2 separate regions of the Mus musculus genome follow, and region 1 is linked to region 2. Evidence: chromatin loops called from intact Hi-C (ENCODE). Cell type or tissue: heart. All regions are shown on one strand. Each heading gives the region's core, and the rest is flanking DNA. Links, peaks and the distances in the headings are about the cores only.

Region 1 (2,895 bases), core at 239-2,738, 150 kb before region 2:
GTAAAGGGGTTCAGGTCTTTGTTGAGCTCCTCGGAGCGCTCCATCACCAGGGTCACAGGGCCTGGGAACAGGTCTTCCAGGAGCTCCCTAGGTACTCTCACCTGACAGTACCTGCAGGCAAAGGAGCACAAATCCTCTCCAAATCACCCTGATGGACCTTTCCTGGGGACTTAAGGCAGATGCTGGAGAGGGGTCCCCTTCGCGTGTATAATGAACGAGATCTACCTGACTCTCTACTCCCTCTTCCTCGGAGTTCTGGCAGAAGACAGACTCCACAGAGTACCCTGGGCTTTAAGTCTATCCGCCTGTCTTGGGGGACAAAACCACAGCGCCGTGGCACGTGGATACAATCTCAATCCGTTTAATCATCTGGAAGGCGTTACCCCGAAACGGGCCTCCCCTCCGCCCATCACAAGGGCACCGGGAGAAGAGTGCCATGCTCGCCTAACTCAGCTTCTCGACCGACTGTCTAGAGCGGATCTTGGCGAGCCGTCAGCGCTCCCGACCAATCTCCAGTTCCGGATTCCTCCTCGGGGAGCAAGGACAAGCCCCTCCCGCGCTCGGCGGACGCCGCGGTCTCCCGAGGCTGTCACCGGAAACCCCTCCCGCGGGGCCGCCCCCAGCGGGGCCGCCTCACCTGTAGACGTCGGCCACGCGGCCCAGGCACACGGCCAGCGGCTTGGCCTCGCTGCGGCCTTTGAGGCGGTACACGCAACTCAGGGCCGCCGAGCTGCTCGCCGAGCAGGCCAGGCCGTAGAGCGTGTCGGTCGGGACCGCCACCACGGCGCCGGCGCGCAGCTCGGCCACGGCGGCCCGCAGCGCCTCGGTCCAGCCGGAGCGCTCGGGGCTCGCGGCTTCCACGGGCTCGCTCTCCGGAAGCCGCAGCAGCCGGGCCCCCGGCAGCGCCGGAGCGGGCTCAGGAGGGCGTAGGAGGCGGCAGCCGCGGCCAGAACTAGCCGGCCCGTCGCTCAACCCCATGCCGGCCGCCACGGCGGCCCTCAGCCCCGCGCACGGACGCGCCGTAGACATCCGTGCCGAGCCGCTTCCGGGAGGAAGTGACGCACGGACGCAACTTCCGGCCCGCGAGGCTCGGCCCCGCCTCCGCTCCCGGCCGCTTAAAGGGACCGCGACCCCCAGGCGACTTGAAGGAGAACGGTGGGGACGGGGCGGGGCTCGGCTTAGCGGACTCCTCGCGCGGCGCGGGGGGCGGACTGCGGAGGGGTGGTGAGCGGGTGGCACGGGCGGCGATGGAGTGGGGTCCCGGCGCAGGCTGGTCACGGGGGTGAGAGCGGGCCGGCGGGGCGGTGGGTTGGGGCCGCGACCTCGCGCCGCCTAGCGCCGGGCCCTGACGCCGTCTCTCTCCCGGGCAGGGAGGCTGCCGGCGTGGACCGTGGGAAGGCGGGGTTGGGGCTCGGCGGGAGGCCACCCCCGCAGCCGCCCCGAGATGAACGCGCCCAGCAGCTGCTGGACGCCGTGGAGCAGCGGCAGCGGCAGCTTCTGGACACCATCGCCGCCTGTGAGGAGATGCTGCGGCAGCTGGGCCGCCGGCGCCCAGAACCGGCTGGTGGCGGGGTCAGTGCCCAGTGCCCTCTCCGGGCTGGACCTGGGGAGGTGGGCGCTTCCCACTCACTGCACTGGTCTAGCTCGCGCTCCCCACCCCCACCCCGCTCCAAAGGAGGCAGGTGGAAGAGCATCCCCACCGCTTAACTTCCTTTGATCTGAGCGAGGTTTTGAAAAAGCATGGTACTGTCGAGATGCCAAGTGGCCTTATTCTTGTGGGGCCTAACTTAAGGCCTTTCCTCCGGGCTCATCCCCCCTCCCCCCTTTTCTGTTCCAACTAGAACGGTTCAGCCAAGTCTGGAGCGCCGCCCCAGCCATCTGTATCGGCCAGAGGTGGCCTTCCAAAGGATGCTGGCGATGGAGCCTCGGAGTCTTGATCATACCCTAGCCGGGCACCCTGACTTCTGTCCCTTTCCAGGGCCAGTGGCTGGACTGTGACCAACTCCCTTCACTAAAAGGGGCCAGTCTTCACGGGCAGTTGCTGGTACTTGGCCCTCAGCCTGGGATGGCAACTCTACTAGCAGCTGGGTTCACTCCCACGTCGTCCTGGCTGAAGGCAGTACTGTGCTTTGAAATGGAGCCAACAAACATCCAGTCTTGAGTACTCGGATTCAGGAAGCCAGCAGTGCTGGCCAGAGTGGTCTGGCCTGCTTTGGGGGTTCCAGGTGGTATTACATGTTCATTTCATGCTTTGGGGGCTCTCAGCCCCACAAAACACTTGAGCAGAGTCTTGATTAAAAGGAAATCTGCAGACCCTGGTGACTGACCTTTCTTTTCTGTCCCTCCAAGACTTGATGGCTGGGAGTGGGAAGAGAGTGTCAACCAGGGACAGGGATGGGAAGTAATGCCACATGTACTACCAGATTTAAATAAGCATTTAATTAAGATTTCATTAGTATTTAATATTGCTTTTTCAATTCCAAAAAGTTAAATTTTCACTTCATAGCAGATATTTTAAAGTACAATATTAAGTTTATACAAAATGAGCAATTAAGCAAACACTATTATTTCACATTCTTCAAAAATACAAATTCGTATTTATTCTTTTTAGGGGTTGGAGGTTTCTTCCTTTGGAAGTACTGAACCTGTAACGTTTTCATATCGCTCAGTGGAAGTCCGTTGTTCCCATGTTTTACATTTAAAATAAACTTGGTACTTTTACATAATTCAAATAAAACTATTTGGGACTTAAAAACTTGTCACCAAGACCACTGGCCAATGATTAGTTTGTGTTAGAAAAGAGTTTGTGGCCTTTTCTGGCTAGATCTGAGCCAGGCAACCAGAAAAGCCCGTTTTCCAGCCACCTTCCCCAAACTGCAACAGGGAATTCCCAGG
Region 2 (2,895 bases), core at 294-2,793:
AGCAATTGGAGCAGAAGTGTCCTATCCATCAGAGGGGAACTCTGCCTAGAAATGCTTTGGTAGTGGTGGAAGGGGCAGTCATCCTTTGGGGGGGAGGGAGGGCGAACAGGAGATACACTAGAGCTGGCTGTCTTCCCCGGCTGCCAGCCTGCCATTGGAAGACACCCAGAAGTCTTTCCAATTACCCATGCCAACTGCTCAACCCTTTAGTATATCCCCCTTCCCCGCCTCCCGCAACCCCCCCCCCCCGCCCATCCCAAGTCCAGGAGGACCCTGGCCAGACCCCACAGCTGTAACTCAGAGAAGACCCCTCCCCCTTGACAAGAGACTTAGGGGAGAAATTAGAGCCCCCCCCCAACCAGGCACCAATCCCAAACTCTCCACTGCCCCTCTTCCCCACAGGGCCTGGAAGTCAAAGCAGTTTAGGGCGAAGGGAGCAGATCCTGCAGCTGCTCCGAGAACAGGAGAGGGACATTTCATTCACCCCAGAGTCCCCTAGGGCTGAAGCAGAGCGTCCAAGATTTGAGTTTAAAAATAAGTTGGCGCTGTCTTAGTGGCTGTGTGTGTATGGGGCTCTCTCTCTCTCTTCAGCTCAGCTTTACAGCCTCAGGTCCTCTGCCTCCTGGGGGATGGGCTGGCTAAGAGTCAATTTCCCCCTAGCCTTGCCTCCACCCTTTCAAGCCTGGGGCAGCTGTCAGTGAACACACTAGGTGTCTCTCCTCAGCGAACTCTAGCCTCCACTCCGTACCTCTCAGTACCCTTGAGCTTAGTCAGTACCCGTCTTTGTGTTTGGGTGAAGGTGTTCCTGTATCTCTGGAGCTGTGTCCCAGTAGGGCCTCCACTCTGGGGATCTCTATCCCTGTTCATATCCAAGTCTTGGTCTCTCTCGACGTCTCTATGTCTCTGACCTGAGAGTCTCTTTAGGCCTCCGGGAGGCAGATTTAGCGCTAGTCTAACAAGCTCCAGCCTCGGGGCCCTCCAAGGCCCTGGGAAGGGTGCTAGCAATGAGTTCCCTGGGGCCATACATTTGCTTCTTAAAATGCTCCCCAGAACCCGGGTCCCCGCCGTGCCTCGAGAAGTTCATCCGGCCATTCTCTGCCCTCGTTGGAGTGGTCCCGGTAGCCTCCTGGGGCGCGCGTCCTTGTCTGTTCTACCAGGCTCCCTAAGAGCCTCAGTTTCTCCAACCCTGCTGATCTCTGTAGCTTTTCTAGTTCAAACTTGGTCCCCACCCCTTGCAACTCTGGCGGTCCCCGCCCGGCCGGGAGGCGCGGAGCGGTGGGGTCCGTGCAGGCGCGTGGGGTCCCGAATTCGGGATGCCCCAGCAGAAGACAGGGGTGAGGGGCCCAGAGAGCGACCCTGGTCCGAGCGCAGCTGGGGCGGGGGACTCTCACCTCGAAGCGGGCGCGGGAGCTGGGCGCGCGCGGCGTGGGTGGGGCGGGAGCCGATCGCCCGGCGGCTCCTACCTGTGGGCCAGGCGGAGGGGGGCCGAGAGAGCAGCGGCGAGGTAGCCGGCTGCGACTGACTGTGTGGGCGAGTGGGCGCGCGGCCCTAAGCCTCCGAGGAAGTGCTCGGGCCCGCCCCGCCCGGACCCCGCCCCCGGGCCCCCAACCCGCCCGCAAGGGCCAGACCCCGCCCCCTCCTGCCTGCGGCGAGCCCAGCCCAGTCGAACCTGGTGCTCTGACCTCCTCGACCACTCCTTGCTCGCCCCCTGCAGCTTAACCCGCCTCCTGCGCCCTTCGGACCCCGGGGGACGGCTGGAAGCGATCTCAGGCCAGGGGTGCAGAGCTCCTAGGACTAGCTAGAGTCCATCTGGAGACCAGACCTCCCTTCCTCTTTTCCCTCTAGCTCATCCCCAGATGTTACACTAAACCTTAGCTTGGGAAGGAGGCCTTAATCCAGCCGGCTGGAGGCGTGGTTTTGATTCTGCCTTACCAGCGGAGATCAAGGTTTTTTTTTTTTTTCTAGAAACTTGGGCTAAAGAGAGCGAGCCTTTATCCTCCTCAATTTCAAAGGGCTTTATTCTATAAGCGACTGGCGAAAGCACAGGCAACAACCTCCCCATCCTCAACTGTGCCCTGGCACTGAGGTTTCTATAGTGCCCAGGAATAGTTTTGACCTTTGAGGCTCAGGGAGACCCTAATCCTCGGCCTCCCTGGCTTTGGGTTTCTCGAGAGGGTGTGTGAACAGTGCGAGTGGTTGGTGCAGGCAGGGGTGGTTAAGAAGGGAGGGAACTTGTGCAGTTTTTGATCCTCCAGCTTCTACCCTATTCCGGGAAGGGAGGACTAGTGTCTGCCAGGGACACGAGGCCCATCCAGGTCCTTGAGGCCACCCCCCTTGGGATCCTCAGGCTTGTCACTAGGAATAAATAGCCTTGATCTGGAGGGCGGGGTGGGGGTGGGGGAGCTCTGTTGTGCTGTTTGCAAAACAAGAGACAACAAACTAACCCTGGTAATAACCTTTGCGTCTCGGGGATGATTCAGATGTCCAGAGAGGCCCCCCCTAATTCAAGGCTGCATCCAGCCTTGCTAGCATTTTGGGGATTAAGACCCTTCAAGGCTGGTGTGGCGCCTTCCCTTCTGTATCAGGGGTCTGGTTGCTAGGTCCTAAGACAGCCTCTAGGCCAGGTTTTCTTTCAGAGTTAAAGGATTGCTTAAATGTTGTTGATTCTTAAATTGCAAATGCCACGAGGGCAGAGGTTGGGTCGGTTTTTTTTTTTTTTTTTTTTCACTACTGCATTCCCAGTATCTACTCCAGTGTTTGACCTGCAGTAAATGAGGGATGAATGTCACACACTGCTTTCATTTGGACCCCCTGCCACTCCCTGCCAGGCACCTACTATCAGACAGTCTGAGGGTGAGCCCTTCCTCTGGGACTTGTCTCCCAGGTCTAGGGAGC

The links. A loop is a pair of places that touch in the nucleus more often than their neighbours do. Peaks named below come from ENCODE experiments on the same cell type or tissue, not always from the same donor. Only the 100,000 strongest peaks of a DNase experiment are listed, where the experiment ranks them.
Region 1: a loop joins it to region 2, with 2.5 times the contacts of the local background. A loop is called at or near these places in 2 of 42 quality-filtered maps.

The regions. Positions count from the first base shown.
Region 1 is chr4:124,848,909-124,851,803 of GRCm38, reverse strand. It overlaps Mtf1 (metal response element binding transcription factor 1), which reads right to left. Exons shown (of 11, transcript NM_008636.4): 11 at 2,004-2,895. It overlaps 1110065P20Rik (RIKEN cDNA 1110065P20 gene), which reads left to right and starts at 1,240. Exons shown (of 3, transcript NM_001347196.1): 1 at 1,240-1,282; 2 at 1,371-1,572; 3 at 1,842-2,319. The coding sequence starts at 1,248. The coding sequence ends at 1,937. Yrdc (yrdC domain containing (E.coli)) reads right to left here and starts at 1,045. Exons shown (of 5, transcript NM_153566.2): 1 at 638-1,045; 2 at 1-111. The coding sequence starts at 1,029. In heart, for the core only: a CTCF peak has its summit at 1,357; DNase peaks (open chromatin) are centred at 513, 1,053 and 1,953; H3K4me3 peaks cover 2,110 bases; H3K27ac peaks cover 2,105 bases.
Region 2 is chr4:124,699,348-124,702,242 of GRCm38, reverse strand. It overlaps Fhl3 (four and a half LIM domains 3), which reads right to left and starts at 1,544. Exons shown (of 6, transcript NM_010213.3): 1 at 1,392-1,544. In heart, for the core only: a CTCF peak has its summit at 1,750; DNase peaks (open chromatin) are centred at 472, 1,622 and 2,222; H3K4me3 peaks cover 2,168 bases; H3K27ac peaks cover 2,242 bases.